Regions from separate parts of the Homo sapiens genome. Here regions 1 and 3 are each linked to region 2. A link is an interaction called in ENCODE POLR2A ChIA-PET data of the cell type or tissue named here. Cell type or tissue: PC-9. All regions are shown on one strand.

The links. Peaks named below come from ENCODE experiments on the same cell type or tissue, not always from the same donor. Only the 100,000 strongest peaks of a DNase experiment are listed, where the experiment ranks them.
Region 1: POLR2A ChIA-PET joins it to region 2 with 11 read pairs; 5 of 35 experiments call an interaction of 5 or more read pairs at or near these places.
Region 3: POLR2A ChIA-PET joins it to region 2 with 20 read pairs; 3 of 35 experiments call an interaction of 5 or more read pairs at or near these places.

What each region holds. Positions count from the first base shown.
Region 1 is chr6:18,370,055-18,372,554 of GRCh38, forward strand. No RefSeq gene overlaps it. Among named protein-coding and RNA genes, the nearest start is that of RNF144B, 16 kb to the right of the region's middle. In PC-9, no CTCF peak of the experiment used is centred here; no DNase peak of the experiment used is centred here.
Region 2 is chr6:18,307,328-18,309,827 of GRCh38, forward strand. No RefSeq gene overlaps it. Among named protein-coding and RNA genes, the nearest start is that of DEK, 44 kb to the left of the region's middle. In PC-9, no CTCF peak of the experiment used is centred here; DNase peaks (open chromatin) are centred at 774 and 1,204; H3K27ac peaks cover 796 bases.
Region 3 is chr6:17,871,559-17,874,058 of GRCh38, forward strand. It overlaps KIF13A (kinesin family member 13A), which reads right to left. Exons shown (of 39, transcript NM_022113.6): 4 at 1,819-1,879. Among named protein-coding and RNA genes, the nearest start is that of KIF13A, 110 kb to the right of the region's middle. In PC-9, no CTCF peak of the experiment used is centred here; no DNase peak of the experiment used is centred here.

The sequences.
Region 1 (2,500 bases), 63 kb after region 2:
TTAGAAGTGTTTGTTGAATAGAGCAATGAAAGTAAGAGCATTACAGAAGACAGGAAGCCTAGAACAGGGTGTCTAACTATATGGTGGGGAAAAGTGAGTAGGAGGGAGATTCCAGAAAAGATACACCTTGAATGACATGTTTTTCTGTGTGTGTGTGTGTGTGGGTGGGATGAAGAGCTATTGGTCAGGTGGAAAAGGTAGGGAAGAATGGCCTTGGTAAATGGAGAACCAAGGAATCTGTGAATGTGAAATTTAGAGTACTTAGAAATATTTAGTATGGCTGAAACCAAAATGCAAAGTGAAGATGGAGGAAAAGAAGATGACTCTGAAATGACAGGCAGGTTGTATATTTGAACTTTGTGCCAATTAAAAAATCATTTAGGTTAGTAGTTAGAATTGCCTCTGTGATGCTCAGGTCAATAGTATAAATAAAAGTCAGGTGTGGGATTAGCTTTCATGAGCTCATTTGATTAGAAGAGCTTGAATATTTAATTCATTATGTAACAATTACCTCAGAGTAAATGGGCTGGGCATGATGGCTCACACCTGCAATCTCAGCACTTTTGGGAGGTCAAGGCAGGAGGATCACTTGAGGCCAGGAGTTTGAGACCAAACTAGGTAACATAATGAGATTCCTGTCTCTATAAAGAAAAAAAAAAAAAGTAAATGGGTGGGTATAACAGTTTGTGTTTGAAACAAATGTTTGCTGAAATCACAGACTGAAACCCTAGACATTTTAAGGTAATTCTTCCTGACATAGAGGTGAAAATACTGGAGTCTCAATTTAACCCTAAATGGTTAAATAGTGAATGTCCCATTTTGTGGGACAACTTTATAGCCAATACTATGCCTCAGTGAGGCTTTCCTGTTGTATCAGTTACTAACCATTTAAAAATGTGATACTTATCAGCTTATAAGTAGATAAGCTTTTTTTTTTTTTTTTATAATGACTACTTTTGTAAAGATTAAAAGAAATAATGTATGTAGAATGCTTAGTACCAAGTACCATGCCTGGCATACAATAGGTATTCAGTAATATAATATGTTTTTTTTCTCAAACTCCCAGAGAGCTGAGGAAGCTTCCACTTTATCATTATGAACTTTCAGAAGAAATAACATCCTGTCTCCAAGTGTACCCTTGCTAAAATATCCGCTAATTCTTTTGTAGAAGTTTGGAATTTCCTTGGTGATTTTAAACAAGATTTCCGCTCTCAAGTGTGTTCATTGTACGAGTCCTGTATCACCAAGGCTGATCTGAGTACAGAATCGTCAAGCCTCAGTGGGACTAAATATTTCAGGATTTCTTGTATTTGAAATAGTTCTGGCAAGGCACGGTGGCCCATGCCTGTAATCCCAGCACTTTGGGAGGCCAAGGTGGGTGGATCAGCTGAGGTCAGGAGTTTGAGACCAGCCTGGCCAACATGGTGAAACCCTGTCTCTACTAAAATTACAAAAAATTAGCCAGGCATGGTGGCAGACACCTGTAATCCCAGCTTCTCAGGAGGCTGAGGCAGGAGAATCGCTTGAACCCGAGAGGCAGAGGTTGCAGTGAGCTGAGAAAAAAAAGAATTAGTTCTGATCTCTTTCACCTCAAGGGTTCAATGAATCATGCGGAGGCCTTCCTGATATATGAGACAGATAGTTTTCTTTTGGATTTATGGTTGGGCAGCAGGTTTGCCTGAGCTACTAATACTGAGTAGGAATTGAGATGCCAGGTTGGAAAATGAAAACTTAAACCAAGTTATTGCTGGGCATAACTCAGGAGTATTGCATGCCTTTGGTTTGTCTTGATTAAATTCCAAGGTGATACAATCATCAGGCTATTAAAAATAATCATCTGACTATTAAAAATAATTAATTGCCTTGTTTTCTACTTAGCGGTATAATGGCTCCAGATTTGTAAGTTAGAATGCATTTTGCAATGGGACAATGAAACAGGGGCAATTGTTACTGTGATTTAATGTTTAGGGGGCAGGGCAGGTTGCCTGGCCACATCACCATGAGGCTTTTCAGGGAGTATTTCTTTGGATATGTGTAATTTTCCAAACCCCAATAACTAGAAAAATAGACTTATTAACCTACTTGGCCAAAATAAAGTAAAACTATAACAAATATAAAAGTAGAGGTTTTGTAGATCACATTTCTTCACCACAATCCAATTAAATTAGAAACCAATACTAAACATATGACCAGAAAATAACTACTTGAAAACTAAGAAACACTCTCCCAGATAAACCTTTGATCAAAGAGAAAATATAAGAGAAGCAAAAGGTTCTTTGGAGAGGAATAACAAAGTATACTTTATACCCAAATCTTTAAGGCATAGCATATACTCAAAACTTTACTTAGAAAAAAATTTATACCAGTAAATATCTTTATTATTCATGAAGAAGAGGACAGCAAAACACGTACCTGCCTCCAACACCTCATAAACAAAACAAACAACATACACACAAGGTAGGAAGAAGGGATGATAAAGTTACAAGTGAGAATTAATGGA
Region 2 (2,500 bases):
AACTTGGGTGTCTTAATTGCCAAGGAGTGTGAATGGGGTGGAATGCAATAATGGAGGATGCCCTGAAAAATGGTCCGATTTGATGGTATGCGAGATATGTGCATTTTGCATGATTATTTTCAGCAGAACACTTGCTACTTTAGACATTTATTTTTAGCCTTCTGAAAGCTAGTAATGTTGTTTGCTTGATTTGTTATATTCATTTTTCAGACTATTATTCAGGTTCAGTGAATAATATTAAGAAAATCCTAATAATTATATTATTCTGGGCTTTTAGTTAATAGACCCATAAGATTTCTCTTAGCTCAGCAACTACTCACAAAGGGAATCAACTATATTCTTATAGTACTCTACATCTGAGGTAAGTGCAGGTATTTTTCATTCACATTTGGGAGTTTTGTTTGTTTGTTTGTTTTGTTTTTTTTTGAGATAGAGTCTCGCTCTGTCACCAGACTGGAGTGCAGTGGTGTGATCTCGGCTCACTGCAACCTCTGCCTCCCAGGTTCAAGTGATTCCTCTGCCTCAGCCTCCTGAGTAGCTGGGACTATAGGCGTGCACCACCATGCCTGGCTAATTTTTTGTATTTTAGTAGAGACGGGGTTTCACCATGTTGGCCAGGATGGTCTCGATCTCCTGACCTCATGATCTGCCCCCTTTAGCCTCCCAAAGTGTTGGGATTACAGGCGTGACCCACCACACCTGGCCTGGGAGGTTTTACAACATGTTTAAGTAACTGTACCTAGCGCACCCTAAGGGAATGTTGCTAATAATAGGTCTGATGTTTGGGGAAAAGTGTTTGAGCTCATCAAAATAAAAGCAAATAAAAGAACAAGGAAACAATAATTCTTGTGTAAGTGTTCTGTTAACTTGTCTATGTTGGGCTCAGATGGGAAAAGCAAGCCACTTCTCCTGGCTGAATGCTGGCTGCCAGCTTGCATCTGCCGCTGCTGCTAAGTGTCAGTTATGCAGAGCCCCTGACCCCTTTCCATTTTCAGAACAAGAATAGAACTAATTGTAGCATCAGGATGCAATGCATTCCAAAATATATTTCCTCTGAAGCAGTAATCTCTTCCACATCCTGCAAAGCAACTGAGAAGGACATTTTTTTTTTTTTTTTTTGTCACTGAGAATATTTTTGACATTGGATTTGAAATTCTAAACCTCAAATGAGCTGGAAAAAATAATTCAAAGAATCCAATTTGTATATACTTCAAATATTTTAATAATGAATCCATGAGACCATCTACATTCTTTTGCTGTGGTGAAATTGTGCTGTGGTAACTTGCACTTAAAATAAGAAAACCAGTTTTAGAGCGCATTTCCTCATGATGGTAGATGCCATAATGGTGTTGGATCGGCCCAAATCACAAACTTGGTAAAGTTTGCATCTTTCTCTCTTTCTTTCTTCCTTTCTTCCTTCCTTCCTTCCTCCCTTCCTCCCTCCCTTCCTTCCTTCCCTCCCTCCTTCCTTCCTTCCTCTCTCCTTCTCTTTCTTCCCTCCCTCCCTCCCTGCTTCTTTCCTTCCTTCCTCTCTCTCTCCTTCTCTCTTTTTTCCTTCCTTCCCTCCCTCCCTCCTTCTTTCCTTCCTTCCTTCCTCTCTCTCTCTTCCCTTCCTTCCTTCTTTCCTTCCTTCCTTCCTTCCTTCTTCCCTCCCCTCCCCTCCCCGCACCTCTTTTCTTTCTCTTTCTTTCTGATATAGTCTTGCTCTGTCACCTGGGCTGCAATGCAGTGGTGTTGCGATCACGGCTCACTGCAGCCTTGACCCCTTGGGCTCAAGCAATCCTTCTGCCTCAGCCTCCCAAGTAGTTGAGACTACAGTTGCATGCCACCACGCTTGGGTAATTTGTTTTTGTAGAGATGGTGTCTCACTATGTTGTCCAGACTGGTCTTGAATTCCTGGACTTATGCAATCCTTCCAACTTAGTCTCCCAAAGTTCTGGAATTACAGGTGTGAACCACTGCCCCTGGGGCATCTCTTTTCTTCATTATATTTGTTCTTTAAGTTTCTCTCCTGCTCAGAAACCCTTACCCTCATTCCGATCAACTTCCAGTATTGGACAAAGTTCTTCCTTAACCACATTAAAAAATCTGATCTCGAAATACCTGTATCCCCATGTTTATGGCAGCACTATTCACAGTAGCCAAGATATGGAATCAACCTAAGTGTCCATCACCAGATGAATGGATAAATAAAATGTGGTGTATATACACACAATGGAATACTATTCAGCCATAAAAAAGAACAAAATCCTATAATTCATGGCAACATGGATAAGCCTGGAGGACATTATGAGTGAAATAAGCCAGGCACAGAAAGACAAACACTGCATGTTTTTACTTATATATGGAAGGTTAAAAAGTTGATCTCATAGAAGTAGAGGGTAGAATAGTCATTAATAGAGGCTGGGAAGGGGAGTGGGGAAGAGGGAGAGCGGTTGGTTAACAGTTATAAAATCATCAGGCCAGATGTGGTGGCACATGCCTGTAATCCCAGCACTCT
Region 3 (2,500 bases), 440 kb before region 2:
AAATTATTGTGAGACTTTCTGGCTTCCTGAGTTATATGAGAGGAACCAACAACAGACACTGGGCTGAGGCACTGAATGAGTGGTGAGAGGAGTCCCAGAAGAGACAGTGGAGAAGGTAGAATGGGGTTATATAATAAAGGACCTCAAATGTAGTCCAAAGAGTATAGATTTTTTCTAGCATGTGATGAGGAGTCCTGGAAAGTATCTGAGAAGTGCATGAGAAGAGCTCCAGTTCAGGAAGATATATATGGCTGCATCTTGAGTAACATAAATTGAACACGGTTAATGACGGGTTTGTATAACCATAGCATTTATCCCCATTTGTCTCTGCATCTGTAGGAAATGTTTTACTTTTGTTGTTGATTTAAATCTAAAAGTACACACCCGGCACAAAAATACAGAGTGCTAACAAGTCAAGACTGTTCCAGACTCTGAAGAACTTATTACATAAAGTCCCAAAGGACTGATAAAAAGACAAATTAATTACAACCAACATTATGAACTACTTACTCACTTTAATAAAATATATTGCTCAAGTTGTAGGAATGATATTTGGAAAGGCTAATTTACCCAGTGTGAGCAACTGAAGGAATTCTCCTAGTCCAAGATTGTTAACTCTTGAAAAAATTATGTTATCAAACAATTTCTCAAGTTTGCTTTATATGGCAAGGAAAAACCTATCAATAAACAAAACATTAATTTTCTTTAAACTAGTCATGTGCTTTTACCTCCAAATCTTTTAAGGCCAATATCCTCCCTTCATTTTTTTGTTTTTAACTAACTGAGAATGTCATTCAGCTGATGCTCTTATAAGTAGAAATAAGGAGAAAACACTCAGTAGGAAGAAATAGTTCACGAGCTCTATTGTACAACACGGTGACTATAGTTAATAACAACGTACTGTATTCCTGAAAATTGCTAACTGAGTAGACTTTAAGTGTTCTTACCACAAAAAAGGATAAGTTCATGAGGTAAAGCATGTGTTAATTAGCTCAATTTAGCCATTCCATAATATATACATATTTCAAAACATCACACTGTACATGATAAATATATGCAACTTTCATTTGCCAGTTAGAAAAATAATTTTTTTTTATTTTTTTGAGACAGAGTCTCACTCGGTCACCTAGGCTGTGGTGGGACCTCGGCTCACTGCAACCTCTGCCTCCTGGGCTCAAGGCATTCTCCCGCCTCAGCCTCCCAAGTAGCTGGGATTACAGGCGCCCACCACCACACCTGAATAAGTTTTGTATGTTTAGTAGAGACGGGGTTTTGCTATGTTATTCAAGCTGGTCTTGAACTCCTGACCTCAAGTGATCCGCCCACCTCGGCCTCCCAAAGTGCTGGGATTACAGATGTGAGCCACCATGCCCGGACGAAAAATAAATTTTTAAAAAGATGAAATATCTAAGAAAAAGGGGGCATAATCAGAAGCAAAAGAACCAAAAACTTCCTCCACCAAACCAAATGCTTCCCTCTGGAACTAAAGCAATTGTGACTGACTCCTAGGAAAGCCTATGGTCATAAATTATAAAACAGCAGTCATTTGTGTTGGATGGAATGAGGATAAAATACCACAAGGAGGTCAGGTGAACAATTTGAAGCTTAATAAAAATCTGTTCAAGGATTTTACAAGTAAGTGGCAGACCCAGATTCTGAAACCAAATCTTATTGACTTCAAAACTCATGTGGTATAATTGGAAAGAACAGGTGTGAATTACACAGGGAAAGTAAAACTCCAGAGGAATTAAAGAAAATAAACTCAATGGAAGAAGAGGCCAGAAGCCCAACTGTCAGGTGTAGAGGGAGAAAACTTACCAGCGTATTTTGTAGTGTTAGATTCATCCATGGACCAAAAGCAATAATCAAAGGCAAATACCTGAATGAAAGAACAAAATATTAAACTTAAAGATTAATTAACTTCTTATGAGTAAATCAGACTAAAATAAATCACAGGTGAAGATGAGAAGGATGGCCACTACTGTCTGACTGAAAAAAATCACTATAGGTTTGGTGCTTTTGTTAACCATAAAATTTCTTATTTTCCTCTTTTTTGGGGGACAGGGTCATCCAGGCTGGAGTGCAGTTGAACTATCACAGCTCACTGAAGCCTCAAACTCCTGGGCTCAAGGGATCCTCCTGCTTCAGCCTCCTGAGTAGCTAGGACCACCAGTGCATGCCACCATATCGAGCAATTAAAAAAAAAATTGTTGCAGACAGGAGGTCTTGCCCTATTGCTCAGGCTGGTCTCGAACTCCTGGCCTCAAGTAATCCTCTCTCTTCTGCCTCCCAAAATGTACTGGGATTATAGGTGTGAGCCATCGCGCCTGGCCCTATGATATTTCTTTTAGACTAAATATATGGTTAGCTTTCTGTATTAGAATAAGTTGTATATGAAAATTACTATTTATCTAGAATTCAAATAACCAGACATTTTAACGAGATATTTTTTTCCACAATACATCTGATGAGAAAACACAAAAAACAAAAACAATATCTT